Linked DNA regions of Mus musculus: regions 1, 2, 3, 4, 5 and 6 are each linked to region 7. Evidence: chromatin loops called from intact Hi-C (ENCODE). Cell type or tissue: heart. All regions are shown on one strand. Each heading gives the region's core, and the rest is flanking DNA. Links, peaks and the distances in the headings are about the cores only. Region 1 holds the start of Klhl28 (kelch-like 28). Region 2 holds the start of Gm51965. Region 3 overlaps Gm527 (predicted gene 527). Region 4 overlaps Prpf39 (pre-mRNA processing factor 39). Region 5 holds the start of Prpf39 (pre-mRNA processing factor 39). Region 6 overlaps Fancm (Fanconi anemia, complementation group M). Region 7 holds the start of Mis18bp1 (MIS18 binding protein 1).

Region 1 (4,362 bases), core at 160-4,159, 210 kb after region 7:
CCAACTATAATTGGATAGGGGATGATAACTGTAAAATAAATGTAAAACACAGTTTGGGAACAAATGGAAAAAACTAAATAAAAGCTATATACAATTTAATTACTAGTATTCTATCGTTTTATTACTATTAGTCATAAAATAACTTATTTTAAGACGATGTATGTTATAATGTAAAAGAATGAAATCCAAAATGTGTGCAATTTACTATGAAGTGGTTCATAAAATACAGAGTAAAAATAAGGCAAGATGTTAACTGGGAAATACAGATGAAGTATACAGTACTAATGGTACTCTGAATTTACATGTAGATTAGTAAATTTTAAAACAAAAGCTTCGCAGGGACAGGAATCTGAGTTCAAGGATCAGAACCCTGAAGGCTTTTCTGCTTTTTGTTTTTCTACTGGAATCAGGTATTCCCCAGCACTCTGTACTTCTAGCCTAGCACTTAACACATTCATTGCCGGGTTATAATCCTCTCCAGAAACCACTTGGAAGTACAGTTTAGTTCTTTATCTGGTACCTTCTGGGTATTCAGTGTTTGCTGTATGACTGAGGTGGCATGATTACAACCCATAATTGACACCCACTTATTGGCCATAGCTCATTGTACCTCAAGTTTAATCAAGGAAACCATTAAAAGCACTGACCTACCCCATACTATTATAATGGATGTTCACATCAGCACTTAATTCAAAAACTTAACTGTGAATTCTTTTACTTTTAAGTTAAGAATATTAAGCATACCTGCTCGGTATCTTTAATGTCCTTGGAATTGGAGGTCTGGTTTTCTCCCATGACTCCAGGCTGCTCATTTTCCCATGGCAGTTTATTTTTCCCCTTTCCAGCACTTAAAACCCTTCGGGTACAGATAGTTGGACTGTAGGATCCATAAAGTTGCATGCTGTCCCTGGTGTGGTCACCACAGTAGCAGTGTGCACTCTGAGTCCTGTTACCGGACATAAGCCAGTCTGTATCTGCTCCATGTGCCAAATGGCTTGACCTGCCCTGGGCCGAAGACGGCATGAGTATTGCATACTCCACAAATCCCTGTTCTGTTAGCCGTGGAAGAGTTTTTCTGGCCAATCGGGCCTGCACGGCATTCATCACCCCATCGCCATTATCCTGCAATTCAACAGTATCTACAGCTTTAAAAAGAACATTGGTTTTACCTGAGCCCATTGATGATGCCAAAACAGCAAAGGCCTCTAAAGCTGCCTGGCGTACCCTGCGTTTGCTATCCACAAGAGCTGGAGCAAGATCAAAGGACAGTTTGGGTAAGTCAAAATCCTCACTGGGGTAGGTCAGGAGGGAACAGATGCAAATGTTCACTACTTCCTCCCGTACTCTGGAATGCTTATGTTTAAGGTTTTCCAGGAGCAAAGAAAGCACCCGCTGAGGACCCACTTCTTTCATTAGCTTTAGGAAGATTTTCATGTACTCCTGCTTGATCACCAACTTGTTGTCTGCCAGCACTTTCACAGAAGCCGCTATAACTGGTCCCAAGAACTGTTGCACCTGCTCTCCCAGGCGAATGACCAGCAAATGGAGAACTTGAAGTGTGCCATGGACCACTTTGAAATTGGAATCGTCTAGCAAGTTATACAATAAGCTAATGAAACCAACGAGACTAGCATGAGGGGTCGAACTTGGGTTAAATTTTCCCAGCAACTGCTTTAGTTCTTCAACAGCCTGAGTCCTGTTTTTATAATCTTCCTGATCCAACAGTCTTGCATGGAGTTCCTGGGGAATAATCTCAAATTTAAGATTGCTACTGGAAAGATTCACTACACACGGGGCAGCATCTTCAGAAAACCCGGAGGCTTCTAGCTCCAAATAATAAGGAACCTGACTTCCATACTGGGACTCCAGGCGGCGATTGTAGTGCCTCCTCAGTGCAGAAGGCAAACGCGAGATGTAGGAGTGAAACCTCTCTTGACCAAGTCGTTCTCCAATTTGTTGAAGTGAAGAGAAGGCTGTCTCGGATTCTTCTTCCATCTCCTGATCGCCAAGCTTTCGGGCCAGAGATATTATTACTTCAGTGAGATCCAAACCCTGCAACAAATCCTCAGGAGTGAACAAGATAGGGAGCAACAGCGCAGTGGAAGCTCTAAGCCGGGCATCTGGACTTTCCAGGCCTTGGATGAGAGTTCGCAGGACCTGCCCAGAACTACGCCTAAGACAAATATGCAGGATCTGCAGCGCATCTTTCCGTAGGGCAGGGTTATCTTCTCGTAACGAGACAACGAGCTGAGGCAAAAGCGCTAAACTGAAGGCCTCTTCCAGCTGACCCGCCTCGCCCTGACCCCGAAGAACGTCCGAGAGAAGCTGCAAGCAGAGCCTCTTCTCCTCACTGCCGCCTTCCACAAGCACTCGGCCCAGCGCCCGATATAAGGCTTCCTTGCGGCGGGGAAAGCCAAGCCGGCCGCCTCGCCGCGGCAAGGCAGCCTGCAAAGCCTGGAACGCCTCGGAAGGATCCGGTGCGGTGCGCAGGAGTTGAAGAAGCCGAGTCTCCTCCTCATCTCCGCCCGAGAGCCCACTTCCAGGCCCGGACCAGCTAGTTGAAACAGCCTCCGCCGGTAACAGGAGGGTCGAGGCCAGAGGCGACGGCGTCGCGGGGCAGGAGCCATGATCCCCGGCAGCCCCACGGCAGTAATAGTTTTTCTCGCCTCTCATGGTGCCCCCGGATCGACGACCATCAGTCCCTGGGGCGTAAGGACGACAGCGGCTCAGGAGGCGATAGGAACCAGGGGTCGCAGGAGGCGGCAGCGGGAGCAGCTCGGAAGGCGCGGCCGCCATGGAGGGTCGTCAGGTAGCGAGAGCTGGAGGGAACCATTGCCGTCTTGGGAGGGCTGGATGAAGCCCAGCCTTCCAGTTCCTCTCCAAGCCCCGAGCTGCAGAGGAAGAGAAGGAACGGCTCCGGTCAGCTGCCAGGCCGCTCGGGCCTTCCACTCCCGGAGCCAGCCTCCGGCAAAATGGCCCCCGCTGAGCCTGGGACCCCACAGGCGCCACCCGGCGTAACCAGGGCCACCACGTGACCAAACCGAGCGCTTCCATGGTGATGCACCCAGAGCGGACCTCTTGACCCGGAAACCAATCTGCCGCGGTGGATGCTGGGTTATGTAGTCCATGTAAGGACTTAAAGCATAGGCCGAAGATTCCTGGAAGAGGAAGTCTGAACGTAGCCAGAATGAAGAGGCGGGGTCAAGGCCTTAGACGGAAATGACGCTCCCTTGTCCGGGGCGGAAGTTTTCCACCCCACCCATAAGAGTTGAGGTTTGACGGGAGCAAGAGAGGATCCCATCCCGGGTTCCAGTTTTCCGTGGCTCCTCCTCCTGTTGCTGCAGGTGTTATTCCTGGGACTCAGGTATTTTCCTTTTGCTATTATACAGTGGTGCAGGCTTTGGTGGTGTGTTCCCCGAGTGCCCCAGGAGCCAGAATGCGAGGCAAAGAACTGGACCAGAGCAGGCAGAGAGAGACGACATGTTCTGCACAGTGCTGGTTACCATTGTAAACGTTCTACTCACTGCTGTCCAAAATAAGATTCTTTCTACCTGCAGCCTGCTTAGTAGTACAGGAGAACCTAACCGAGGCCAAGCACACAGAGTACTTTTTTAAAAAAGACTTTCTTGTCGTTGGGGACCTTCCTCGCCCCGCCCTCTTCTCCCTTGCCTCCTTTTCCTCTCTTCACCCGCTGGCTATGGAGTGTTAAAGGCTTCTGTCCCTTTTCATTGTCCGCATCACCAAGTTTTCTTATAGATAGGTAGAATCAGTGTTTTCCCCTTTGCATTAAACGGAGTGCTTAAAGCCTTTATCTTTTAACTCCTCTGTGGGACTTTTCCTTTCGCCCCACCTCCACCTTTCCCATCTCCCCTAGGATACTCCAGAGTCTCTGCAGTCTTTCAGTCTCCTGGAGACGGAGATCGCTAGACAATTTCAGTTGTGGTGCAAGTTCTTAGCATTACAGTCCTAAGAGAATTCTGCACAGAGGATTTAGGTTGATAGACATTATTTTAAGCAAAATGAGAATTTGATAGCTGATGAGTGTTTTTTTTTTTTTTGTAAAAGAAACTATAAATAGACTCAGTTCAACTAAGAGTATCTCCTATACGGCCACACCCCTTTGGGGCATGAAAGAGCAACTTTTTTGTGTGTCTGTATTTGAAACATTAATGCTGAATTACTGTATAGCCCAAGCTGGTCTTGAAGTCTTGACCCTCCTATCAGTCTTCTGATTGTTGAGATTACCAGTGTGCACTGTCAAACCAAGCTTGAAAACAGATTTGTTGTTGTTCGGCAGACTTTTAAAAGAAATAATACAATTACTTTTCAGTGAGAAAAGACTGAGTTATAATTTGAAGTTCC
Region 2 (4,362 bases), core at 159-4,158, 260 kb after region 7:
TTCTGACTCTTCCCTCTGCCTGTTCTGGGAAGAAAATGGAGTGTCCTTCTCCTTTAAACGGCTTCATTTCCATCTCCTAACCTTGAGGACAGCCAGACACTGTTTTAAGAGTCACTGGCACTATTTTAATAAAGGTGTTTGCATCCTATGTATGTTACATAAGCAATTAAAAAATAACAATCTCTGTTGAGAGTATTTTGTAGAAGTAGCTTCACTTTACTTAGGAACAAATAACTATAAATGACAACACTGCTTTCCAATGTCACTTACACAAAGACGTTTAAGGGGATAAATCTGAGCCACCCCCCCCTCCACACACACACTCACAATCAAGAAAGAAATGGCTCAAGCCAGTCTCACTTGGACTACCTTTTCTTTTCAAATATCACGTCCTCCTGAACCCAACAGAAACCCACTTCTAAACCTGAGTTTTATGTCCAAAATTAACTTCAAAACTATTCTGTGGTAGCAAATTCCACTGTACATTAACACGTGTACACTGTTTTCTACTTGAGACAAGATACTGCATTCTAAATTATCTAGTACTATATTTGCTTAGAATCCTGGGGGCTTATATATAGACTGTTAGCATTGGCTCTCATCAATCACTTTGAAATAGCAGAGTGTGACACATCTGGAAACAAAAGGAAACACGTTAAGATAAACTGATTAGTTTCATTTAGAGTTAAAACCAAAACCCAAAAACTCTAAGGCATTCAACAAACAATTTTCTTAAAATGAGAAAAACTTTTCATGATCTGAATTTTACCTCTTGAATTTTAAAGAATTTTTGTACCAAGGTTTAGGCGCTTAACTTTGGATTCCTAAATATTATACTGGAAAAGGAAGCCTAAATCCTAGCGTTTCTGTTGAAATTAACTTTTGGATGTGATCAAATGAAGGGTAACTAGAGCTCTGAAAAGCAATGATTATAAATCTGCACCGTTTAGACCGCATGATATCTAAGATATATAAGGCACCACCTAACTTTAGAGGCAAGGCTGGAAGACCTTGGGAACGCTTAAAATTCTAGCAATAGGTCGGTCAGTTGCTCAAATGTAAATTACAGTAAAACTTAAAATAAATCAAACTAAAAAAGGAAAGAAAAGGGAGAGACGGCTGCAAAGAGCTTTAATGAAACAGCTCGGAGTTTCTGGCACGTCGTCCCTGATGGATATACTGGGCTGCCTCTTACCTGCCTCCATCCCAGCGCCTTCAGTAGCACTGAGCCTGGGAAACTCCCCAACCTCAGTTTCTCCACCAACAGGACCCCCTTTTTCTGAGCTGTCATACCCAGGGATCACACTGCATTCCCCGGAGGACTCGACCACCTGTCGCGGGAACCGAACACCGCACTACCGAGGGGCACGGGACCCGCTGTCCTGCGGAGTTGGGGAATCCACGCCCGCGCGGCCACGCCCACCCTCCCGCCCGGGCGGCCAGGTCTCGGGGCCGCAGACCGCTCCTCCGCGCCTACCTCCCGCGGGACCGAAGACCGCCGGTGCCGCCGCACCCGTCGCCGCCGCCGCTCGCTCATGGAGAGCCCGGGCCGCCGCCGCCGTGGCCGCCGCATCTACCAGCTCCTCCGGCTGCCTCGGCCAGCCCCGGCGAGCGTGCGGGCCTCCGGCACGGCCTCCATCGCGCCCGCCGCGGCGGGAGCCACCGCAGCCGCAGCGCCCAGCCCCACCCGAGCGGCCCACGCAGCCGGGACCGCGGGGCGCGGCGCGTCGCTTGTTACGGAGCAGGATTCCGCGGGCCACCCCCTCCCCCCCCAGCCCGGCCAGGCCAGCCCAGCCGCCAGCCGCGAGGCTGCGCAGGCGCGAAGGCCCCGCCCAGCGTGCGCGTGTCGGGTTGTGTACAGCCTTCGGACTTGCCCAATCCGAGCCAGAATCAAGTGTAGGAGGGCGGGTCCTGGCAGAGAGGGGCGGGGCCCCAGAGTGACAAGGTGACAAGGTGGGTGGGGCAGCCGGAAATGGGCTGGGTTTTCCCTGAGGCGCAGCTGTCTGGGCTGAAGCTGTTTGGCATTTTGAAATTAGTACCAATTTTGCACCAGTCTTGTTTTTATTTTGATTCTAGGAATCCTTAACTCAGAAAGAGAAAGCTTATTTTCTTAGCATATTATGACTATGGGAGATAATCATTTACATTTGTATAGGTATTTGAAGTTGATGTATATGGAAAAAATTGAATTGGCATCATAAAAACCGTTTTAAGATTAGCCATAGCAGTATTTTACAATGGACGGGAATACTATTAATACGTAGTAAAGCCCCATTATAGTGCTCAAAAATTAGAGATGTTTCCACTCAGCAAGTGACAGAGACAGACACTCAAGTGGAAGATGTTTTAATTCTAGAGTTTGCGGCTTTACCCATAATTAATTTTCATTAGTAGCTTTTTAATCTTCGAAGAGTTAAAGCCCTGTGTGACTCTGTACCTGGAGGGTACTCCTTAGAAACGCTACGTCTACTCTCAATCAGAAATGGAGATGGTCAGATTACTCCATCGAGTCTTTCAATAAAGACTGTAAAGGGCTCCAGAATACAGGAGGGCAGATATGAAGAGCTGAATGCCAGTCCATTAGATGGGAGTTTTCACAGGTTGAGCTTAAGGGAAGTGGATGCCTTCTTGAACAACACCTTCTTGAATGACATAATGCTTATGCAAGGCTGGACAAGGACCTTATGCACAAATCTCTCTAGATGGAGGTATGCAGGCTGGCAAAAAAAAAAAAAAAAAAAAGCATGAGTGCAGATAAGAGAAGAAACAGTTCTCTAAGAAGAGGAAAAAGATTGCTCTGCCCAAAGAATTATAAGTAGTAATTCCTACAAAGCAATTCTTTTCATTTTCTGGCTTTTGAGTTTCTTACTGCATTTTACAGATGAGAATTACTAATACTGTGATAGCTTAGACAAATTATTGTGTTGAAAAAGTTCACATGATGTTAAACTTACCTTGGTAGAAGAACACCCCTTTAGAATATTTGTAAGTGTTGATTATGTATTTAATTCACAGTCTCTCCAAGACGCCAAGTTCATTTTTACAGTAAATAGCTCATTGTTTTCTTAAAAGCAGATATAGATGGCGGTGGGTGGAGAAGAGCAGCAAGATGTATCATTAAAGTATGTAGCATTATTGAGGTGTAACTGACATGTGGACCATATTTCAAGTACATATCATTTGGCAAGTTTTGACATATGTGCAGTGGTGTGAAGCCACAGATGAGCGTGTGCTTCACTCGCAAGTGTCCTTGTGCTCCTTTATAGTTTCTTCCTTCCTGCCCCCAAACCTAAGCAACAACCATTGTTTTATTTTTAGTATATATTCATCTCCATCTTCTCAAGTGTTACATAAGTACTGTCACCTCTTTGTTTGCCTTCTTCCATGCAGTGTAGCTGTTTGGGTATTCACCTATGCTCTCTGGGCAGTAGTTTCTTTTTTAATGCTAAGTGTAATTCACTGTGTGGATAAGCTGAATTTTCTTTTCTAGCCAACAGTTCACGGACAATCAGAGTGCATCTAGTCTTAACCTCTTCTCAAGAGAGCTGCAATGAAGATTTTTGTGGAAGAAAATATGTACATAGACACGTTGCCTTTGCTGTTGTGTGAGTGTCTGAACTACTTGATCATATGGTAGATGCATGTTTAACTTAAAAAAAAAAGCCTACAATATCTTCCAAAGTAGATGTGAGATTGTGCATTCCCACCATGAAGGCTCTGCTTGCTCCACATGCTCACCAGCATTGAGTACTTAGAGGATTTTCCCAAGGGATGGTTGGGACAATTATGTGAATTGCTACATGTTAAAACATAGACAGGTCAGAATCTAGAGGGCAGAAGTGACAGTGGAGCTAGCTCTCAGTCTTCAGTAAAGTGGGGGAAAAGGACCCATGGTTAAAACTTCATGAGCCTCACATGTGTTGCGGTAAGGATGGACTTCAGAGCTAAAGGGAGATGAAAGGTTAAGATGACAGAATCTGGAACATGAATATGAGGGCTTAGAGTTGGGTATGAAAAAGCCAAAGGAGACAGACAAGACGAGAAAGACAAGGCTCTGGGCTCCTGTTCTCAGGCTGCCTACCTGTCTGCCCCATCCACCTCCCAATGCCCAGGAAGATACAGTATCTATAATAGTATCTATGAGATGCTATTGATTGTCCTTCCTATACTCCTGCTTCTGCTGCAGGTAACTAAGGATAGCAGGCAAGAAGCTCCCACTTAGGAGATGGCCAGAGAGCACTTCACAGAAAGCTAAATAGGAGAAAACCAAAACTGCAGGGACATCTTTTGGGTTGCGATAGGGTTCACTCTGTGCTGATAAGGAAGGGAGAGTTGCACGGTGGTCAGGTGAGTGTGGAAACT
Region 3 (4,362 bases), core at 219-4,218, 250 kb after region 7:
TATTTAAAACTAAAGTTTCCAAGTTAAAAAATAAAGCCACAACTAAGTGTATATGCAGATTTCTACCTTTTCTGTACGGCACACAAGCAAACATAAACACAAAAGACACACACATACACACACACAAGCTAACTTGCATGCACAAACACACAGATCTTTTCTTACCCAGAAGCTAACACGTACACACACAACCTTGCTTTTCTGGACCTGTACACAAGCTAACACATACACACACATGTACACACACAACACAGAAACACACATGGATACAAATCACTTTGAAAAAATTAAGTGTGAGATTGGCACAAGTTGAGGGTAACACCACTCGTATTAATCCACCCCAAGTGTAGCTCAATCTGTAAAATTACTTCCTTGCCTTTCTGGGGTAGTTTGTGACATTTTGATTAAGGAAATATTATTCCCTTTCTTCCGATTCCCCTTTTTCAGGTTCATTTCTCAAAGGGTGTTTTGCTTTATAAAGGAAGTGCCCCTTCAACACCATCACATTCTATACATGCTATTTCACATTTGACTTTGTCTACAGCTTGCCAGCTGAGTGTGGTTTCTTTTGTAGAAGCCAATGAGCAACGTAAACAACAGATGACCTTTTCTTCAGCGCCAACCTCTCAGAGTCCAGAAGGAATAATTAAACCCTACCACACATCAGTGATACGACTGATTTTCTTTAGTGATATGAACACTACCTTGATAATTTTTTTTTAATTGTAAAAAGTTTGTAAGACAGAAGCTGGGAGACTATCTATACACAAGAGGTAGAAATATGTTTTATTAGCATGTTCAAGGTAGTCAAAAATTTAACATCTTAACCCTCACAACAACCCTGTGAGGTAGGTAAGTCATTACAATAAACTAATATCCTAAATAAAGTGCAACTCCCTGAAGAATCTGTATTAAGAATAACTTAGTCTATAATATAACCATACCATTTTGTATGGATACACTAATATTTGTGTTCTGTATAGTTTGATTCATGCAATACATGTTACTAGAAAAGCCTGCTATAAATCAAATTCCAATAACCATATTTGGGGAACTATTTAAATAAACCCTGGGTGATTTACAAAAATACTACCATTCTTATCTTCTGATAAAAATATTTTTCCTAATATTGACTGAAAGTGAGATGTTAGCAAGGTTTCACCCTCAGCTGCCCATCCTTTGAGCAAGTTGTCTCCAGGCACCACAGCATTGGAAGATTTAGAATGAAACCATAGCAATTTGGTATTCGGCAGTGAAGTCTGTGGTCATGTAGTCTTCAGATATCCTGCACCCAGTCTCAACGCCAAACATAAGCAATGGTATTTCGCTGTAAACACTAACACTAATGAGAGTTCACCAAGTATTCTCCCTAAAAATATTTTCCCTTTAAATTGCAAAAAGATGAGTGACATTAGGTTATTTATAACAAAACATGAAATTCGGTTAAATGGTTTGACTTTGCACCCGTGGCTCAAACGCAAGCCTCCTGACATTAGTAAGCTGTTTCAAGGGAACCAGATATTATTCATTTTTAAAAATATATCTTTTTCTCTGCCCCACTAAAACACTGATCTGGAAGTATTACTAGGTACCCTATTTCCCTCTTAAATATATAATACATTTTTTAATGTTAGTCCAACACTAATAAACATCCAGTGGCCTAATATTTTTGATAGTTGCCTTGTTTGCAAAATAATTTACTGGAGAATTTTCATTAATTTAATGATGAGATATTTACATAATTTATTTGTAATGCTTACCTTAACTAAAGTTGAAGCTTAGCTAATGCCTGAAATGTGCTGGTGGGTTTACACTTTGGCAAACAGCTATAGTAACTTGCTACTACAAAAAAATGGTTTAATCTACAATATATATATATTATATATATAATATATATATAGTTTTAAAAATTGCCTTAAGGAAATTAGCAAGGGGTAAAACGAACTAAGCAATTGGTAAACTAAGCCATCCATAAGCCATCCATTCAAATCCTACTAAATCCAATGCAGTGCACTTGAAGGTAAGGCAAAGAAATACAGTCAGGTAACCAGAATACTGACTTTATGCTAGGTGTTACTCAGGTATCTAAAAAGGGAAATCTAGAATTCAAATAACAAAGTATTTTCTTGGATTTAAGGATAGAAGTGTAAAAAACTGTTGAGGTATTTATATAAATAAAAAGTACAAAGGCCACGAGATACATTTTATTGAACATAACATATGCTTGTATAAAAATAACCCAGAAAATACTTTAAAAATACATTTTTTGCATAGATCATCCATATAAAACATTTACCTGGGGCAAAACAATGAAAAATACATCTCTGAAACTAGTATAGTTCAACTGTTTCCTTGGATACCAAGTATATACAGAACAAAAGCCCTTCATCTGGGAGCATGGGCAGGCGGGAGAACAATTTAATTCAGCATCAGTCTATATTTATTTCTCTGTTGCTCGAATATAAACCAATGATGACAAGAGGAGAAACTCTGGGGGTTTATTTAACAAAATTAAATTCACATTTCTGAGGCCATCATAGTGCATCCAATGTCCGTCAATCTGGAAGGCTGCAGAATAATGATGCTCCTCTTTGTTAAATAAAGTGGCGCCTTCCAGCAAATATCTGCAAATGAACCGCAACATGTAACAAAGTGATTAGATTTCATCTTTATGATAGTCTTCTTTAAAAATATTACTCCCCCTTACAGATATATACTATCATTTCTGCTTCATCAATAAGAACTGATATATATATATACACTAGTGACAGCTCCAAGGTTAAATAGGTCTTATAAAAAGCAAGACCAGGGTTTGTTCTGTTCTATAATCAAGGCCCTAATCACTATACATGCTGCTATTACCCCATTTCTTCATAGTGGACTCTGATCCCACTCAGAACCCAAAGGCCTTGTATTGTTGTTGTTGTTGTTGTTGTTTTTAAGAGTTTTACTGTGTAGATGTCTGGTCCAGAACTCCCTAGTACAATGGGTTGGCCTCATACTCACAAGAATCCTCCTCTTTCTGAGTTACCACCTTCAGGTAACAGCATCTTAATGGCTAGTAAAAATCACGGTGGACTAGTTTTTTTCTCTAGTTTTGTAAATCAAGCAAATAAACAAACACAGACGACCAACTACCTACTTGTGATCAGATAAATCCAAGTAATAGGGTACATATGCCAGGTCTTCAGGTTTCCAATGCTGCATATTTAACACAACAAAAGGGGGTGCCCCGTGGCAGAAAACTCGCTGGGAAAATTCTCTTAAGCCACCACACCTAAAGTGAAAATTGGGCATGAACATTATTATACATGGGACAAACTACTTCTCAACACTTCTGAACTTAATTTTCTAGTAAGCATAGTTATACTATTCTAATAGGTAGTGGAATAACTGTCTTGTTACCTTATTTTCTTAGTTCTGGAGGTTTATAGGGTTCTCTATACTGCAAGTGATAATTTAAAAAATCCTGGAAAAGTCAATTGTTTATATTTATATTAAGTTATAAAAGCATGAATCTGTTGAACCATCAAATAGCTCCTATTTATGCATACAGATTTTTCTTGAAGGTAGATCCAATAATGACTGAGTGGAAATAACTCCTTTTCAGGATCTTCTATTAACATGAAATGAATTTTCTCTCTCTCACAGTAAATATTAAGCATACTGATCAAATACAACTTTACAGTAAAATCTCGATTAACCGGAATGCTCAGGGCAAAGTCCTCGGATTGGAAAATATTATTGACTGTACTAAGTTAGCCATTTACTTCAGTACCTGTTGCTGAACTATTTAGGTTCATTTTTTTTCTTAAGAGTCATTACCATATGTATCTTTTATATTTTCTTCTTTTATGTTCAAGATCTACTATGGTTTTATAAAACCATCCTTCAAAATATTAATTCCCAATGCACAAAATAATGTGGACATAGACATTTCTTAAAGATTGGAATGAATGTTTATGCCCCTATTAACTTCTTTTTAAGAGTGTTAAGTTTTTTGGTTGTCATTTACCTTTGCTAAATGAGGAATGCAGAAAAAAGTCCGCTTAATTGAGGGTCCTGATTAGCTGGGTTCCGGTTAACCAAGGTTTTATTGTACCTACTCAGCAATGAGGAAAAAGAGAAAAGGTATTTGCTTTGTATTCATCAACTGGCAATAGTAACATATTTTATACTTACATCTGATAACAATTCACAACATGTGATGACAAACTAAACTACATGAGGAGCGCTGAAACTGTCAGGCTACCTAAATATTTATGCACTGCTATTTCAGACATGTTTTAACTTCAAAGAGCTTATCAGCCTAGATTTCTTCATAACACAATAGAAACACTTTCATTTCAAATGTCTATCATG
Region 4 (4,362 bases), core at 241-4,240, 130 kb after region 7:
CAGACCACACTTCCAAAATTATCTTACAATTTTAATATAATCAAAAAAGTTCTAATTTAGGAAAATCAGGAATTCAAATTTGATTTTTATATACTATTAAATACTATAAGTATTTTTATAAAAGGGTAATGAGTTAAGCATTTTCCTGAAAATATCATAAGAAAGGCATTATAGTTTCCTGGGTACCTGGTAGAGATACGGCACATGTACATATACACAGGTAAGCATTCATTCACACAAAGTAAAATAATAAATCTTAAAAAAAAAAATAGTGCCTAAGAGGAAACAGGAAAAAAAGGTGTAATAATTTAATGAACACAAAGAGGACATTTTCAATCAACATACAAAGACTAAACTATTTAACACAGGAAGGATTAACGTGCACAGACTGCCCTTCTAGAGAACCCAGAAACTCAGCACCCACAAGGTGGCCCAGTCATCTCTAACTCTAGTTGGATCTGGGATCCAACACTGTTTTATGGCCTTCACAGACACCAGGCACTCACATGTTACATAGACATACATGCAGGCAAGACACCCACATCCATTAAATAATTTTTTTAATTAAAAATACAGTATTTATACATTCTTGGCGAGAGATACACAAAACATAGGATCCAATGACTTAATATTTAAAGAGAGGTCTCATTATGTAGTCCTGGAATTCACTGTACAGACCAGGCCTACTCCAAATTGACAGGGATCTATCTGCCCATACTTCCAGAGTACCAGGATTACAGTTACCTGGTATCATGGCTGGCAAGACTCAATATTTTGATACATTAAGGAAAAAAAACTATAATAAAAAGTCACTAAACAAAGTTCATTTGCTTTTATTTTTAAATATTTTTGTTTGTGTGTGTATGTATGACTATATGAATATATGAGATCAGACTGGAACACTGGATGTCCTGGATTTGGATTTACAGGTAGTTGTAAATCCAAGCACCTGATGTGAGTACTGGAAACTGAACTTGGGTCTTCTCCAATTGTGAATGGTAATTCACAAAACAAAGTTTAAAGACACAGGAGTACTGGAAGAAATGTTTACTATAGGAAGATAAAGTGTCCAAATGTGAGCGTGCATGCACATGCATGTTTGTATATATATAAAGATGTTACTACTCTGGACCAATCTCAGTGAATCTAGAGAATTACCAGAAACCAAGAAAAGTTGGTGAAAGAAACACAGTAAGAAAGAATGGCTAGATGACTCTAACTCGGGCCAGCTGGGAGACTTCAGAACTTAGGTTTACATTCACCAGGTCTCCTCTCTGAAGAAATTGCTCACTGTAAGCCTTAGACCAACAATATGATTTCTCCAACAAAAACCTAAATGGTTTTAAAATATTTTTTCTTTTTCAAGGATCCTCTATGAAGAGGCTATTAACTATATACTTCTATAAGTAGGTATAAAGAAAGAAAAAGTATCTAACAAACTCCTATAAACAAAATCTGAAATCTAGAAGTAAGGAAAAGACATTTCCTAGAACCATGGTGAATGAGATAATAGCATTGAGGACATACTGCAGAACAGAAACAGCTACAAGAGGGAGAAGGGGGAAAAGGTAAGATTTACAGATTATCAACAGGCCTGTTGGGAAAGCTATATGAACAGCCTTTTTATTACACAAATGAGAAACATGGTTAAGTGAGAAGAAATTAAGCCCAGGGAAAATAGACTGCTGAAGATGACGATGATGAAAAATACTATAGATTCAAAATGACTAAAATACATACAATTAACATTTACTGAAGCCTAACATATAGTTATACTACAAGGAAATGGGAAAACCTGGTAGAGACATATATTCTTAATAAAACTCATAAATAGACTAATTCCTATTAGTGGTAGAATATACTTAGCCATGGATTCAATATCAAGCACACAAATTCATATAATAAAATGATAAATCAGGACACACTATGATTTATTTTTTATGTGTAGGTATTTATGTATAGGTATGCATGCCTGGTGCCAGGGTCTAGAAAAGGGCTTTGGATTACCTGGAAATGTAGTTACAGATGTTTGCAAGCTATCACACAGGAGTTGGAAACCAAATCCAGTTTGTCTGAAAGAGCAGTAAGTGCTTTTAACTGCTGAGACATCTTTTCAACCCTAATATATCCATATTTAAAGAAAGATAGCACAGGTGGAAACAAGTGAAAAAGCCAAGAAAAAGTGACTACTTTCATACTTTTGTAGAAGTTTAAAATCGATACTATCTTGGAGGAACATTTGCAAAATGCCTTTACAGACATGTTTATGTCACAAAAATATATGTTCAGAGACATTTTTTGTAAAACTATGTCCCATAAGTAAAGTTTGGTAAATAAAATACAGGGCTTTCACACTGTTTCTTTCAAGTTAAAAATATGGGTGGGAAAAATTCTAAAGCATCCCATTAAAAAATAAGTTGAAGACCAGTATGTAAAACACACACAAATATGTACACTATATAATATCTGGAGGCACAGACATTAAGACATTAACCACAGGCCTGGAGAGATGGCTCAGCATTTAAAGCCACCTGCTGCTTTTCCAGAGGATCTGGGTTCCCAGCACCCACCTCGAAGCCCACAACTGTCTGTGACTTCAGTTCCAGGGGATCCTCTTCTGGCCCTCCCAGCACACCAGGCACACAGGTGACATGCAAAACTAAGATGGGGTGGAGGTGGGGGGACATTAACCACAAGTGAGTAAGATGTAACTTAGAGACATAAGAGGTGTGTGCATGGAAAAAAGGAAGACTGCATGTCTTAAGTAATCACACATAAGTTTATTTCATGTACCATTTTTTAAAATAGGGATGAAGCAAATAAATATTAACTTCCAGTTTAGCATTCACAAATAGTTCTCTTATCAATACCTACATACTTATATGTCTTAAAATACATTAAGTGTCAAATATGTAACATACCCTCTTATTGTAGTGTTTGTCTCCTGATCACCAGGGTCCAATGTTTCTTTCAAGAAGTTTATATAATGTATCCAAAGATCAACACTAAGAGGTATTGCCTGAAGCCCCCGTCGATAAACCTAAGAAGAAAACAATAAACTGTACCTCAAATATTTAATTGTTTATTAAAAGAGAGGCAACACTGTGTTATCCGGTGAACCTTAGAAATACTAATTACTGGAATTTTGTTTAAATAATCTACCATTACCATTTGGGTGGAGGTTGGATAGAACATGGCAATGTTCTGATCCCCACGTGCAGAGTCTTGATCTTCAAAGCGCAGCAGTCCCTGCATTCTGACCGGGTTGTGTGGGCAGGCTTTGGGTTACAGACCATAGGGCACAGACCCATTAGAGCATCAATGACAGCGTCTGACCAAAAATGCAATAAGACGTAGCAAATGTGACTAGCAAACCAACTCTATTGTTTGGAAAATGAGAAATAAATGTACGTGAGAGAAAAGCCCTGCCCTACTTGTTAAGCTGCAGTGTAATACAGAGGCTTGCACTGCAAAGCTTGACAAACTGTAGAGGGTTAACGCACCTGCCAACAAAGAGAGAAAATATTAGCTACAAATGCCACAAGAGTGACAAATGCAAATAAAATACCCTATAAAAAATGTTTCACCATAAATGGTAGGTACTGCCAGCCAGAAAAAAAGAGTCTGTTTTGTTATTAATTGGCTTACAGTACCTAACAGAGAAAACTGTATTCATTGATGTACGCACCTCATCTGATTGTTTAATGTTGTCATGTCGCTTTTCAAGGTCTGCATACTTTTTCCAGTAACCATAGCAATACGGGTAGTGTACGAAAAATTTGTCAAATGCTTTCCTGGCAGCCATCAAATGATTCTGATGAAAATAAAACAATGTGTTAGATCTTAGAAATTTTTCTCAGAGAAAGAATAAATACCAGCTTTGTCAAATAGCACAGTAACCTGCCCTTCCCTGGAGCTGAGGATCAAACCCAGGCTCTCACTGGTACCAGGCCAGTGTGTTCCACCTCACCGAACCGCACCCCACATGCCCAAGGTAACTGTCACCAACTTTAAATAACTTTCATACAAACTTCAATTACTACATAATATTCAGCATCGTGTCCCCAGACTCTCCAAAATTAATGATATGTAACTTTCAAAACTAAAATATATGCTTCTAGTATTACTAATCTGAAGATTATTTGAGAGAGTAACCTTAATGACAAACAGAAAGGCTTAAATTGATACTACTGGATTATTCTGTAATTCTCACATACACCATTTAAAGAGTTACTAACCTCCTGTTCTACATACTGAAGCAAATATACCCAGCCTGTAAAATCCTGAGGATTCATTTCTACTGTTTTCCAAAATTTTTCAAACTCTGGAGGGAAGTCTCCTTCTGCTTCTGTCACTGGAAGG
Region 5 (4,362 bases), core at 126-4,125, 140 kb after region 7:
AGTTCTCAATACGCTGGACTACACAGGAAGGCCCTGACTGAAAGCATCCTCAACTGTAATCTCAGTAACCCGGTGACTAGCCTGGGTTACATACAGCCAGATGCAGCTACATAGAAGACAATGTATTGGGGCTGGAGAGATGCTCAGTTGTTTATAGCATCTCCTGTTCCCATGGGGTATTCCCCGGCAGCAATGCCATCCACACTTCCGACCTCCATACTCACCAGCGTTGACAATGCACCACACAGACACATACACACACAGAAGAAAAAGGGTTAAAAAAAAAAAAAAAAGCAGATACACACTTTATGGGCATGTGCTGAGATACACACACAATTCAAATAATAAATACAGCTTCTATTTTGGGTGCAGCAAAAAATAAAATGCACAATGCGGTATTATTGATGCAGATAAATAAATCTTACTATATCAAGAGATTTAGAGAGAAAGGAACTTTGTTTTGCTCAATGTTGTATTCCTAGGAACAGCTGAACAAATGACACCTCCAGTCCTACTTTACCTTTCTGAACGTACTCATTATACAGTTCTATTCCTCATCACTACTTCAGGAGCTCAGGACACTTTTCCCTTGTGACTCTTGCCAATATGCTATTCCTCGGATTAACAAAACTCTTCCTTTCCACAACTCCCCACATTAATGGATACTTATGCCATGACATCTTCTTATAAAATTTATCATAGGGATGGCAGGCTTAAATATATGAGGTAGGAAATTAAGTATGCATAACATCGAAACACAGTTCCTCCATCCTGAAAATTGCCATTTATTTTATCTGAGGTCTATTAAGTTAAACACTTGCCTAACAATCAGTATGCTGTTTTAAAAGTTAAAAGGAATTTTAGATGACTTAAACATGAAACTCATTAAATATGATGCACCTGAACTCTAATACTTTCTTTCCCTAATGCTTCCCATGCCTATGCCCATAAAGACATATAAAACACACTATATATCACTGAGCATTACCACAGACCAATTAAGTCATTCCTTAGCTAGCTAGCTGGTTTCCAATCCGGAATCACTCAGAGTCTCAGCCCCGATGAGTCACCTGCATCCCTAGGCTGTAAAAGGGGTTATTACAACAAGTGGTTTTGGCAACCGGTTTTTAGAGACTAAGTAGGATGTTCACAGACATCTTGTTTCCTCATTTTAAACAATTAGGTCCCAGAAATTGAACCTTGCTTATGTATTTACAATGTCTCCATAATCGTCAGAGATTATGTCTTACACAGAGCTCTTAACGCGTAACAGACAATTTTGCTCCTCTCTGAAAATAAAACTCTAACTTTTACAACGATGTTCAAATTTTTTGTTCCTCAATTCAACTTTAAGATACAAATAGCACTAAATATTGAGTCTTTTAAAAATTCTGGGGTCTGAGAGGCAGCTCAACAGTTAAAGACACTAGCTGCCAAGCCTCAAGGGACCACGGTACTCCTGTTCTCATGCACATGACACAGCTCCAGTGCGCATGAATAACACACGGAATAACAGTTTTTAACTCTAGAATGAGATTATAAACACGAGAAGAGTAAGGAATTTAACAGCTGTTGCTATTTTTCTCAAACGAACTATAAAAAAAAAAACTGCCATGGGTCCCGGCCTTAGCTTCCTATTCTTGTCTATGAATCCGTACAGTCCTAGCATTACCATTTCTACCAGCTGAAAATTTTAAAGTATTTCTGAAAACGTTAGATTAGCTTTCTAGTGTTAAGTTCGTGAACACCGGGCATCTGAATCTGCATAAAGCTACACCGTATTACTGCATCATTACTAATCTTACTACATTACTACTAATCCCTTAACATTGGGAATGCCGAATAGTATTTACTAACTTAAAGACCGCGCAGACTCCTGAGCACGAAAGGTTAAAAAAAAAAATCTATATAAGCAGATTGTTTTTTAAAAAAGACTCTACTAGGCTGTTTCCAAGTGTCCGCGTCGCCTCCCCTCCCCCCCTCCCCCCCAAAAAAAAAAAAACCCGCTTGCTTACGCTGCTGTGCAATGGGAAACGTTCTGGCCCTCGGCTCTAGAGAAGCAGGGGACTCAGCCTCAGCAGTTAGCAGCTTCGATAATCCAGGCTGAGGCTCCCGCCCCGCCGCACCCCTGAAGCGAGGCGCCGCTCAAGGTGCAGATCCCAGGCCTGCTCTTCCCAACAGGTGGGATTGGGAAGGAGACGCGCGCCCCGCGCCAGGCCTCGAGCCGGACAGGCGGGGGAGGCCGCGGCCCGGTGCGGCCTGAGGTGGCGCAGGCCCTTCCCGTCCCGGCGCCTCCCCTGCCGCCCGCCTCACGCCGTCCGCCCCCAGTTACCTCACTATGGATGCTGCTCGGTGCCATGAGCCGAAGCCTGGGCCAAGATCGCCAAAGGTGGGCCTGCCACCGCCTCGCTCCACGCAGCTACCGCAGCCACCACCACCAGCGCCGCCGCCGCCTCTTCGGGATCACACTGCGCACGCGCCGGCGGCTCCGAAGGCGCAGCGGTCACGTGACGCGCGCAACCGAGGCCCCGCCCCGGGTGGCCTCCAGTCGCAAACTTAGCTTCCCAAACCATAGCGAAGCCGGTTGTGCTAAGCAGCACTTGTTGCCCAGCGTCAGTCTCCAAAAAAAACCTCTAAAATATCGTAATTCTTTTCCTAACCGCCAAGGCTTTACACATGAAAAATGTGTCAGGAAATGGCCAGAAATTCAGCCTAAAACTTCTAAACCTCAAAACAGTATGGGCTGATTAAATCGTATTCTGCATGTCGAAACTAACCATTTGGGCTTGAGAGTTAAAGGCTCTGAAGGATTTGGGCATAAAACTTTCAGGGCAAAGAGAGGCAGCTTGGTGTTGATGATCTTAGCAGCCCTCTTCAGTTGTTTATATCCTAGTCCCCACTCTTAAATATCCGTTTTTTAAAAAAAAATCTCGTCTTCCGTCAGTAAAACTATAGACAATTGAGCGAGCGAATGTTTTCTCACTCACCGATCTTCCATTTGGAATTTCAGAGAACTCACAACTGGGCTTTTACTCTTCCCTCTAGAACTGGTCTCCAGAATGTTTCTTTTTAAGATGATTTTTTAAAAGATTTATTATTATATCTAAGTACACTGTAGCTGTCTTCAGACGCACCAGAAGAGAGTGTCAGGTGTCATTAGGGATGGTTGTGAGCCACCATATGGTTGCTTGGATTTGAACTCAAGACCTTTGGAAGAGCAGTCAGTGCTTTTAACCGCGGAGCCCTCTCTCAAGCCCTTAAGATGATTTGTAACGGTGTATAAACCTCTTCAACTGCTTCTCTGCTCCCAAATAGCCAACTCCTCCCCGTTGGGCATGAAATAGTCACGCTTTTCCCTTTACCTCTTAATTGGGCAGTTTTGTATTCTCTAACAATCAGCAACTTGCCAGGCGTGGTGGCGAACACCTTTAATCCCAGCACTCCAGAGACAGAGGCAGGCAGATTTCTGAGTCCGAGGCCAGCCTGGTCTACAAAGTGAGTTCCAGGACAGCCAAGGATCACAGAGAAACACTGTCTTGAAAAACAAACAAACAAAACAACAACAACAAAAACCCAGCAACTTTTAAACGTATACCATCTGAAAGGGCAGTCAAGAGAGGGCATTGTTTTTTTAAAGATGTATTTATTTTTATGCATGTGTCTGCCTGTGTATGTATGTATGTATGTGAACCAAATGCTTGCATTCCTATGGTCAGGGCAGTCTTTAACAATCACATCAACTCTCTCACTGTTTTACCTTCCCAAACTCCTAATTCACTGCTCAAGAATTCTTATGTATTCTATTTGATTTGACTAAAGTGTGTTCATCACATGAAAACATAAATTACCCAGGAATCATGATACAAGTCTATAATCCGACTTGGGTAGTGGCAGAAGAAGAATCAGAAGTTTGAGATAATATTCAGCTGCTTGAGCTTGAGGTGAGTCTAGGTTACACGAAACTCAAAGCAGCAGCAGCAGCAACAAAAAGAACGCCACACAAACTACTTTAAAAATCGATCAAGCCATAGTTTGCCCTAAAGTAAATTGTATATCCCAGATCTAAGTATAACGAAGAAATAAGTGGTTAGACCAAAATACTGTGGACTGTGGTTCATAGTCTAATAGTTCCCAACCTTTCTAAAGCATCCACCCTTTAATACAGTTCCTCATGTGATGACCCAGCCATAAAAAAACGTCGTTGCTACTTCATGACTGTAATTCTGCTACTCTTAGGATACTGAATACATGTACTCCTCCTGATCAATTCTATGCCAGCCTGCTCTGTTCTCTGGAGACTGACCCTTACATACTGTATCAGTGAATTCCTTTGCTCCGAGGTTCCTGTTGGATTTGGCCAGT
Region 6 (4,000 bases), core at 1-4,000, 90 kb after region 7:
CTGGTGATTGCATGTCTATAGGACCAGGATTCAGAAGTGAAGGCAGGAGGATCGAGTTCAAGGTCATCTTCAGTCACATAGAGAGTTCAAGGCCACCCTGAACTACATAAGGCCCTTTCTCAAAAACAAACAAACAAACAAAAAAAACTAAGTAAAAGAAACTAGGGAAAGGAAGGAAGAAATGACAAAGCTTCAATGTTAAAGAAGTAACTGCTGCAGCTAGAACTGTAACGAGATGCTGAAGCAGGATGTGTGCATGCTTCAGTGAAGCTCCTCCACAAGGTAAGAAAGGCACGTTTACAACACAGAAGACCAGAACTATCACCTTAACCAATCCAATCAATAGCATGCATTTCTTGCTAGCCTATGCGGAGCAAGGTTCTACTTCATTTCTAGACCATCACAAAAGCACCAGACAAACCCAAACTGAGTGACATTCTACTAAACAGCTCACACCTCCTCTTTAAAAGCATACAGTCAGGGCTGGAGGGATGTATCAGAGGTTATGAGCACTGGCTGCTCTTCCAGAAGACTGGGGTTCAACTCCAGTGACACCCACATGGCAGCTCACACCTGGATGTAACTCCTGTTCTAGGGGACCGGGCACCCTCCCACAGACATGCTATATAAATTATTTAAAACAAAACAAAACAAACAAAAAAAAGCATACAGTCTTGGGAAGTAAGACTGAACTACCATCACATCTTGGACTGAAGGGAAGAGACATTGTATTTAACCACAAAGTAGGATCTTAGATCATAATGCAGAGTACAAAAAAACATGGGGGTGGTGTGTGTGAGGAGCACACTGGAAAAACTCAGTAAGATCTGCAGAGGAGGTATTAGTTTGCCCTTTTAATATTGTGGTTTAAATTTATAGTTATATCAATACTAACTAACACCAGGAAAAGCAAGGTGAGAGTCATATAAACATTTTAATCTTCTACAAATTATCGTGGTGGCAAAAATAGTGAAAAATCAAATTTAACAAACAAACAAACAAGTGAACACTCAAACAAAAATACATAGCTAGGCCCTTAAGGTGGCAACCTGAGATACTCATGAGGGTAAAGCAAGGATCAGGCCTGCCTAGGGAGACCGTGGCTCAATAAATACTAAAGAGAGGCTAGGAGCTCAGAAAAACACAGACATAGCATGCTTAAGGCTCTGCGCTCAAGGTCCAGAGCAGCTGCTGCAGTCTCAAGCCTGCAGTCATAACCAAGTTGGAGGCTGAGGTACGATGATCCCTTGAGCAAGTTGAAGGCCTGCCTGGCAACATAACCAGAACCAGTCTCCAACCGAAAGAAAAGAAGGGAGAGGGGGGAAAGAGAGAGGGACAGATGCTACTACTGCAAAGAAACTTCTGCAGTGGTATAAATGTCCATAAGCCATACCAGGTAAACAGTAAACTGGAAAACTGATCTGGCATCATATAAAAATTTGCGTTTTTAGCCGGGCGTGGTGGCACACACCTTTAATCCCGGCACTTGGCTGGCAGAGGCAGGTGGATTTCTGAGTTCGAGGCCAGCCTGGTCTACAGAATGAGTTCCAGGACAGCCAGGGCTATACAGAGAAACCCTGTCTCAAAAGACCAAAAGAAAAAAAAAATCGTGTTTTCTTTCACATAATAAATGGAAAGTCACAGTACTTACCTTGATATCACTACCTGGCGTGGCACTAAGAGCCAAGATACGAAAGTGAGTGGTGTATTTGACCAATTCTCTTACCACCTATAAAAAGAAAAAAAAAAGGACTTTAATTTCATCTGCTCACTGTGAAAATAATAGTGGTTCAATTTAACAGGGCATTATGTCTGGTCTGTTACGGTTATTCCTCCACTGGTACAGTGATAGTCTGGTGTATGGAACGACCACCAATCATTTTATCCCATAAACAAATGATTTAGATTTAATGATATTCAAGCTGGATCTTGACTAATGCTCAACCATATTTAAGATATTTTTTTAATAAGATTAATTTATTTATGTAAATGAGCACATATCTGTATGCACACCTATATGACAGAAGAGGGCATCATATCCCAGGATAGATGGTTGTGAGTCATTTTGGTTTCTGGGAATTGAACTCTAGATCTCGGGAAGAACAGACAGTGCTCTTAACCACTGAGCTATCTCTCCAGCACCATTTTAAGGTATTTTTAAAAGGTGTTAGACACCACATATCAAGGCATATTATTATAGACAAGGCAGACCTCAGCAGAATGACTCCAATTAAGAACAAAGGAAACTGGACATGGTGGGGCACACCAGTAATAATCATAGCGCTCACGAGGCTAAGATAGGAAAATAGCCAAAAATCAAGGTGAGCCTGGGCTGCATGAGTTCTAGGCCAGCCTGGGCTACACTGTTAGGTACAGAAACAGGAGGGAAAGCATTACTGATAAATGCCAGAGGACATAAGTTAGTGGGCAAAGTGTTTGCCTACATGTACACAGAAGGTGCTAAGAGTCATCCCAGCACTGCAGAAAGAAGGTTTATGCAAGACAAAATATCCTCAATAACCATTGTGTCTCAGTGTTTACTCTAGTTCACTTTTGGTTGCTCTGATGAAACAACTAAAAGCAACTGTGGGGAAGAAATTTATTTCATCTTACAAGTTACAGTCAATGGGTGAAGTGCTGGAAGTCAGAGCAGGCACTAAAGCAGTGACCACCGACAATTTCGGCTTGCTGGGTGATGGTGGCGCACGCCTTTGATCCCAGCACTCGGGAGGCAGAGGCAGGTGGATTTCTGAGTTCGAGGCCAGCCTGGTCTACAAAGTGAGTTCCAGGACAGCCAGGGCTATACAGAGAAACCCTGTCTCGAGAAAAAAAAAGGAAAGAGGGAGGGAGAGAGAGAGAGAGAGAGAGAGAGAGGAAGAAAGAAAGAAAGAAAGAAAGGAAGAAAGGAAGAAAGGAAGAAAGGAAGAAAGGAAGAAAGAAAGAAAGAAAGAAAGAAAGAAAGAAAGAAAGAAAGAAAGAAAGAAAGGGAGAAAGAGAGAGAGAGAGAGAGAAAGACAGACAATTGCGGCTTACTCATGAGCAAGGCCGGCCACCCCACAATGATTGTTAATCAAGGTGACCCACAGACATATCCCTAGGCCCATTCGGTGGAGGCAGCTCCTCAGCTAGGGCCTCCTCCCAGGTGACTCTGTGTCAAGCTGACAAGAACTACCCAGCAGAGTGCTAGAGGTGATATCCTCGGATACTGTAGAAGGATGAAAAGCAAATGTATGGCCAAGACAAGTAGAAGATAGAGGCCCGTGGCTCTCAACCTCCCCAATGCTGCAACCCTTTAATACAGATCGCCAACCATGAAATCATTTTTGATGCTACTTCGTGATATAAACATCTGATATGTGACCCCTATGAAAGGCTAGTTTAACACTCCCCAAAGGGGTCTCAAACCCAAAGGGGTCAAAAACCACTGGAGTAAAAAAAAAAAAAAAAAAAACCACTTTTTGGATTGGTGCTTTAAAGAACTCCTTTTTAAGATGAATGTGGAATGTGTAAGAATCTGAGGATTACAGCAAATTCAAGGATAGTCTGAACCACACAAGCAAGATCTCATCTCTAAGTAAGCAAATAATAACAAAAAAATGTAAATAAAAGTAAGAGGGGGTGGGGCTGAAGCTCAGTAGTAGGCTATCTATCCAGTAGGCTGAGGCCCGAGTTTCATCCCTAGTATTTCAAGTCAAAATAGAATTGCTGTATGAGAACCAGGATTCAGGGGCCGGAGAGATGGCTCAGCAGTTAAGAGCACCTACTGCTCTTCCAGTGGTCCTGAGTTCAATTCCCAGCAACCACATGGTGGCTCACAACCATCTGTAATGGGATCTGATGCCCTCTTCTGGTGTGTCTGAAGAGAGTGATGGTATACTCATATACATAAAACAAACAAATAAATCTATTAAAAGAGAGAGAGAGAGAGAGAGAGAGAGAGAACCAGGATTCAAAGCATTCGTTCAGACAATGAAGATATCTTGGGCCAAGTAACCTGTAT
Region 7 (4,362 bases), core at 127-4,126:
TCTCAATTCTTCCCCATGTTTAATCTTTCACAGCATCAGTTTCTTGGAGGATCTGAATATAAGCAACGGCACAGTGAAAACACTAGACTAGACCACTCCAAGGGCCTAAGAGTTAATGGGGATCAAATTGCAAAGGCTATTTCTTTGGAGGTGGGGCAGACAGAAGGAAGAACAAAAGGACAGAAAAGTAAGATTTTATATGATGGTCAATGTCCTATTTAGGAAAACATTACCAGCACTGGTATTTGGGGGGGGGGGGGGCTTTGGACCTGACACCAAGTTGGTACATTTTATACTTATAGTACTTATGAGATTGTATTATTTAGCCTGGAATTTGACCACCTTTACTCCCAAATTTAATTCAGATCCACACTCAGTCATTTTCTCATGGCCCTGCAAGGGCATTTTCTCCCTCCCTGATGCTTTCCTCTCCTCTCACTTGCTTCTAACTTAGAATAGTTGGTTGACTTATGATTCAGAAATCTGAAAAAAGTCACTTAAATTTCTTTTCCCTAGGACAAGGACCTAGAGCCTTGTGCATAGTAAGTAATCTGCCATGAAACCACACCCTAGCACTCTTTAGGTTTTGAGACTGGATCTCGTTAGGTCATCCCTGCTGGCCTCAAACTCATTCTGTGACCCAAGATAGATTTAAAATTTTAATCTACTACCTAAGCCTTTGGACTAGCTGAGAGCAGAGCTACATTATCCACTTAGCCCACTTCCATTCTTAATGTTAAATTCATGATCCCCACCCCCACCCCCCACCGCATTCCCAGGCCCCCTGTTGGGATTGTGAGTCAATAGAGGTATGGTCAAAGGGCAAATGAAAAACACCATGCTCCTGACTTGACCCTAAGACCAGGGCTAAGAGAAAAACCACCTTGACCTTTACTTGATCGCAAGCCCAAGACTAAGGTTAAGAAACAGAGTCCCTCGGTCTCCACCCTCGGGGTCCCCCGCCAAGAATTCCAATATAATATCCCTGCCTCAATCAAGCTCAGGTCCCTGCTTCTTCTAAAGGCAACCACTCTCCTGTGTGAGGTGTGTTGTGTCTCAACCGCTGGAGCAGAACTGCTATGCCAGCTTTGTGGATACCTTCCCTGGCAGCTGAGGAAGAGATATAACACATCTGTAGGGGAAGCAGTTCCTTTCAGAGCCCCAACACATACTACAGGCTGCCCTCCGATTGATTCTCCATCCTCTTGCCTCAACCTCCCAGTCTTAGGATAACAGGCATGTACTATCAAGTGGCAAAACAGACTTCAGGAACCAGTGCCACAAAACGCACTGCAACCGACATTCACTGAGAAAAGAAATTCTACTATGGTCCTTAGATTTTTTTTTTAAAGATTAATTTATTTATTTTATGTATATTGAGTACACTATAGTTGTACAGATATGGTTGTGTACAAGGTTGAGCCTTCATGTGGTTGTTGGGAATTGAATTTTTTTGTTTGTTTTGTTTTGGAGACGGTTTCTCTGTATAGTCCTGGAGCTCACTTTGTAGACCAGGCTGGCCTCGAACTCAGAAATCCGCCTGCCTCTGCCTCTGTGCTGGGATTAAAGGCGTGCGCCACCCTCCGGCCCAAAGATTTATTATAAAGAACACTGTAGCTGTCTTCAGACACACCAGAAGGGGGCATCCGATCCCATTACAGATGGTTGTGAGCCACCATGTGGTTGCTGGGAATTTAACTCAGGACCTCTGGAAGAGCCAGTTCAGTCTACTACTTGGGAGCAACTTTTTTTTTTTTTTTTTCCTGGCCCGAAGAAAATCTAAACAGCAAACTGAAAGAAAAATTCTTTCAAACTCTCTAAAGCAGTTTTTCTCCTCAGAAACGGACTACACTGAGAAAGCGCAGCCTAGAACTAACAAGTGTGGCCCGCAAGGGTCAAATTTAGTAAATCGCGCCTCGGTAAGCGCCGCTGGGCGTCAACCGTCGTGGGGTTTTCTCCCCGCGGAGCATCACGGGAGGAGTGGCGAGGCGCTCCCGGGGGCCCGCCTTGTGGAGAGAAACAAACTCCACGAGCAACCGAGGGGCTTCGGTCGGACGCTTTCCGCTCTCACAGCCTCGGGCCGCTCTGGGCTGTGCTCCTGTTTCCTGGAGTTCCGGAAGACGCGCCGTGTCGCAACCTCTGCGCGGGCCAATCGCAGGCACCGGGGGGCGGGCTCTCGGGATTTGAAATCCAGCGCTATTTGTCCGTGCTGGGGAAGTGGACGAGGAAGGCGAGCGGAGTTTCAGTCTGCGGACACGCGTGGAGCCCTTGCCCGGGCCTCCGTGGGTCTGAGGCGCTGCGAGCCCTGGGTAACCACGGCCTCGAGCTGCTGTCCTCACCAAGGTAGGTCCTCTGCTCGCTCAGCCTCGCGGACCGATCGGCCGGGTCCCCGCCTGACTCTTCTCGGGCGTCTAACTTCTGCTCTGTTCGCTCGTTAACATTGCTGCCCTAGCGCCCGAGATTTGTTCTAAAATCCGAAGTCTCCGTGAGGAGTAGCGTGGGAATGCCCAACTCTTTGTCTCCGGACCCAGCATTCCTAGAGGCAGCCGCTTATGCGTTCTTAGGATTGAATACCATGCTTGTTGCAGGCATCTGTAGATGTTAGAGATTTTGTTTGGAAAACAGGAAGTTCCATGGAACACAGGGCCCCCAATGAAGGAGCTAGAGAAAGTACCCAAGGAGCTGAAGGGGTCTGCAACCCTATAGGTGGAACAATAATATGAACTAACCAGTACCCCAGAGCTCTTGACTCTAGCTGCATATGTAGCAGAAGATGGCCTTGTACAAGGCCACCAATGGGAGGAGAGGCCCTTGGTCTTGCGAAGATTATATGCCTCATTATGAGGGAATGCCAGGGCCAGGAAGCAGGAGTGGGTGGGTTTGGGGGGGGTATTGGGGATAGCATTTGAAATGTAAATGAAGAAAATATCTAATAATAAAAAAGAAAAACAGAAGGTTCCTTCATCCTATCCTTAAAGTATAACACTGTACAGTCAGGCGCATTTGTTGTTGTTTATTTTAGAGATTATAATTTACTTAGATTCTCCTCCCCCCTTCCTCCCTCCAAACCCTCCCTTACAAACCTCCCTACTCTCTTTCAAATTCAGTGGTTCATTTTCACCAATAACAGTTGCAAATATGTACACACACACATATATATTCCTAGCTATAACCTGCTGAATCCGTGTAATGTTGCCAGTATGTATGGTTTGTTGTTGTTGTTTTATGGGTTTCTTAACGTGCTTATGCTCATAAGCATGTGATGTGGGTTTTTTAAAATGTGGCTATCAAGTCTGTTTTGCCATTTAATCCTTCTGCAGTTTTTAATGTTCTTATTGTTTTTGTTGTTGAGTACATCGAATTGAGATTTATAAATGAATTGTCACTAGGAGAAGCAGGAGCTGGTAGGTGGTAAGGTGCTCTACTATTTAAATCTCCTGCAGGATTTGTCTTTTGAATATGCCTGGTTTATCCACACAAGCATTCCTCATGATATCATGCTAGTAGAAAATTTACACATACATTTCACCAAGCGTGTAACAGTGCTTGGGTAGAAGTGCTGCAGCAGGGTTCTACTGGGGAGTCTTCTGGCAATGATGCTTTGGAAGCTGAGGGCTGAACCCACATTTGCTGTGAAAATCCTTCAGCTGTGGCAGGCTGGGTGGAATATTGCATCGCTGGAGGTCCCAGGAGACACTTAAGAGCAGGACATTGACTTGGTCCTGTGTGGGCTTGGCAACAGTACCTGAAGTTCCTTAGTCACTGAGGCCAATGTCTCAAGTCTTCTTGTCACTGGCTAGAGACACCATTCTCAAAGTTTCAGAATTTATTAGGGGGGGGGGGGAGGTAGTGGTGTTAGCGTTGTACTCTTAGGGCCCACAGCTTGAGATTGGTTTACTTCCATATCAACACCATCTTGGGGTTAGTTCATTAGCACACTGGCCCTGTCTGGGCTAGGCTCCTATCTGAGCTTCTGGATGGCCTCTGGTGGCTTGCTTCTGAAACCTAGTTCTTTAACTATCATGATTTCAAGTTACACCAAATGACTATTAAGCTATGTGACTATTGACATATGGAGGTGAGGTGCGCTGCTGCTGCTGCTGCTGCTGCTGCTGCTGCTGCTGCTGCTGCTCCTCCTCCTCCTTCCCCCACCCCTCCTCCTTCTCATTATGCATGTTTGAACCTAGGGTCTTCCAGTCTAGGCAGGCAACAAGTATTGGCCACTGGCTGTAACCTCATGTTTACCTTTTCTTTTGAAGCAGGATCTGTAGTGACTTTGCTCTGTAGCCATCTTGGAGGCCTTGAACTTACGATTCTCTTGCTTTCCAAATAACTGGGTCTATGGGCCTTGTGCCTCAGTTC

The links. A loop is a pair of places that touch in the nucleus more often than their neighbours do. Peaks named below come from ENCODE experiments on the same cell type or tissue, not always from the same donor. Only the 100,000 strongest peaks of a DNase experiment are listed, where the experiment ranks them.
Region 1: a loop joins it to region 7, with 10 times the contacts of the local background. A loop is called at or near these places in 12 of 42 quality-filtered maps.
Region 2: a loop joins it to region 7, with 4 times the contacts of the local background. A loop is called at or near these places in 4 of 42 quality-filtered maps.
Region 3: a loop joins it to region 7, with 3 times the contacts of the local background. A loop is called at or near these places in 4 of 42 quality-filtered maps.
Region 4: a loop joins it to region 7, with 2.2 times the contacts of the local background. A loop is called at or near these places in 2 of 42 quality-filtered maps.
Region 5: it touches region 7 in a loop (4-fold over the local background); 2 of 42 quality-filtered maps call a loop at or near these places.
Region 6: it touches region 7 in a loop (3-fold over the local background); 7 of 42 quality-filtered maps call a loop at or near these places.

What each region holds. Positions count from the first base shown.
Region 1 is chr12:64,964,411-64,968,772 of GRCm38, reverse strand. It overlaps Klhl28 (kelch-like 28), which reads left to right and starts at 3,237. Exons shown (of 5, transcript NM_025707.3): 1 at 3,237-3,364. Togaram1 (TOG array regulator of axonemal microtubules 1) reads right to left here and starts at 3,031. Exons shown (of 20, transcript NM_177805.3): 1 at 745-3,031. The coding sequence starts at 2,796. In heart, for the core only: a CTCF peak has its summit at 1,884; a DNase peak (open chromatin) is centred at 3,082; H3K4me3 peaks cover 4,000 bases; H3K27ac peaks cover 1,818 bases.
Region 2 is chr12:64,915,307-64,919,668 of GRCm38, reverse strand. Gm51965 reads left to right here and starts at 1,110. Exons shown (of 2, transcript XM_030247022.1): 1 at 1,110-1,945; 2 at 3,491-4,362. The coding sequence starts at 1,135. The coding sequence ends at 1,941. It overlaps Gm527 (predicted gene 527), which reads right to left and starts at 1,758. Exons shown (of 5, transcript NM_001025605.1): 1 at 1,478-1,758. In heart, for the core only: no CTCF peak of the experiment used is centred there; a DNase peak (open chromatin) is centred at 1,848; H3K4me3 peaks cover 1,472 bases; H3K27ac peaks cover 893 bases; H3K27me3 peaks cover 44 bases.
Region 3 is chr12:64,922,422-64,926,783 of GRCm38, reverse strand. It overlaps Gm527 (predicted gene 527), which reads right to left. Exons shown (of 5, transcript NM_001025605.1): 4 at 3,143-3,277; 5 at 2,193-2,624. The coding sequence ends at 2,441. Among named protein-coding and RNA genes, the nearest start is that of Gm51965, 6.0 kb to the right of the region's middle. In heart, for the core only: no CTCF peak of the experiment used is centred there; no DNase peak of the experiment used is centred there.
Region 4 is chr12:65,042,684-65,047,045 of GRCm38, reverse strand. Prpf39 (pre-mRNA processing factor 39) reads right to left here. Exons shown (of 14, transcript NM_177806.3): 2 at 4,239-4,362; 3 at 3,689-3,814; 4 at 2,922-3,040. Among named protein-coding and RNA genes, the nearest start is that of Prpf39, 8.5 kb to the right of the region's middle. In heart, for the core only: no CTCF peak of the experiment used is centred there; no DNase peak of the experiment used is centred there.
Region 5 is chr12:65,034,439-65,038,800 of GRCm38, reverse strand. Prpf39 (pre-mRNA processing factor 39) reads right to left here and starts at 2,467. Exons shown (of 14, transcript NM_177806.3): 1 at 2,333-2,467. In heart, for the core only: no CTCF peak of the experiment used is centred there; a DNase peak (open chromatin) is centred at 2,460; H3K4me3 peaks cover 2,186 bases; H3K27ac peaks cover 1,026 bases.
Region 6 is chr12:65,080,761-65,084,760 of GRCm38, reverse strand. Fancm (Fanconi anemia, complementation group M) reads right to left here. Exons shown (of 23, transcript NM_178912.4): 3 at 1,652-1,729. Among named protein-coding and RNA genes, the nearest start is that of Fancm, 7.2 kb to the right of the region's middle. In heart, for the core only: no CTCF peak of the experiment used is centred there; no DNase peak of the experiment used is centred there.
Region 7 is chr12:65,170,430-65,174,791 of GRCm38, reverse strand. Mis18bp1 (MIS18 binding protein 1) reads left to right here and starts at 2,212. Exons shown (of 14, transcript NM_172578.2): 1 at 2,212-2,343. In heart, for the core only: a CTCF peak has its summit at 1,632 (motif pointing right); a DNase peak (open chromatin) is centred at 2,041; H3K4me3 peaks cover 2,980 bases; H3K27ac peaks cover 1,834 bases.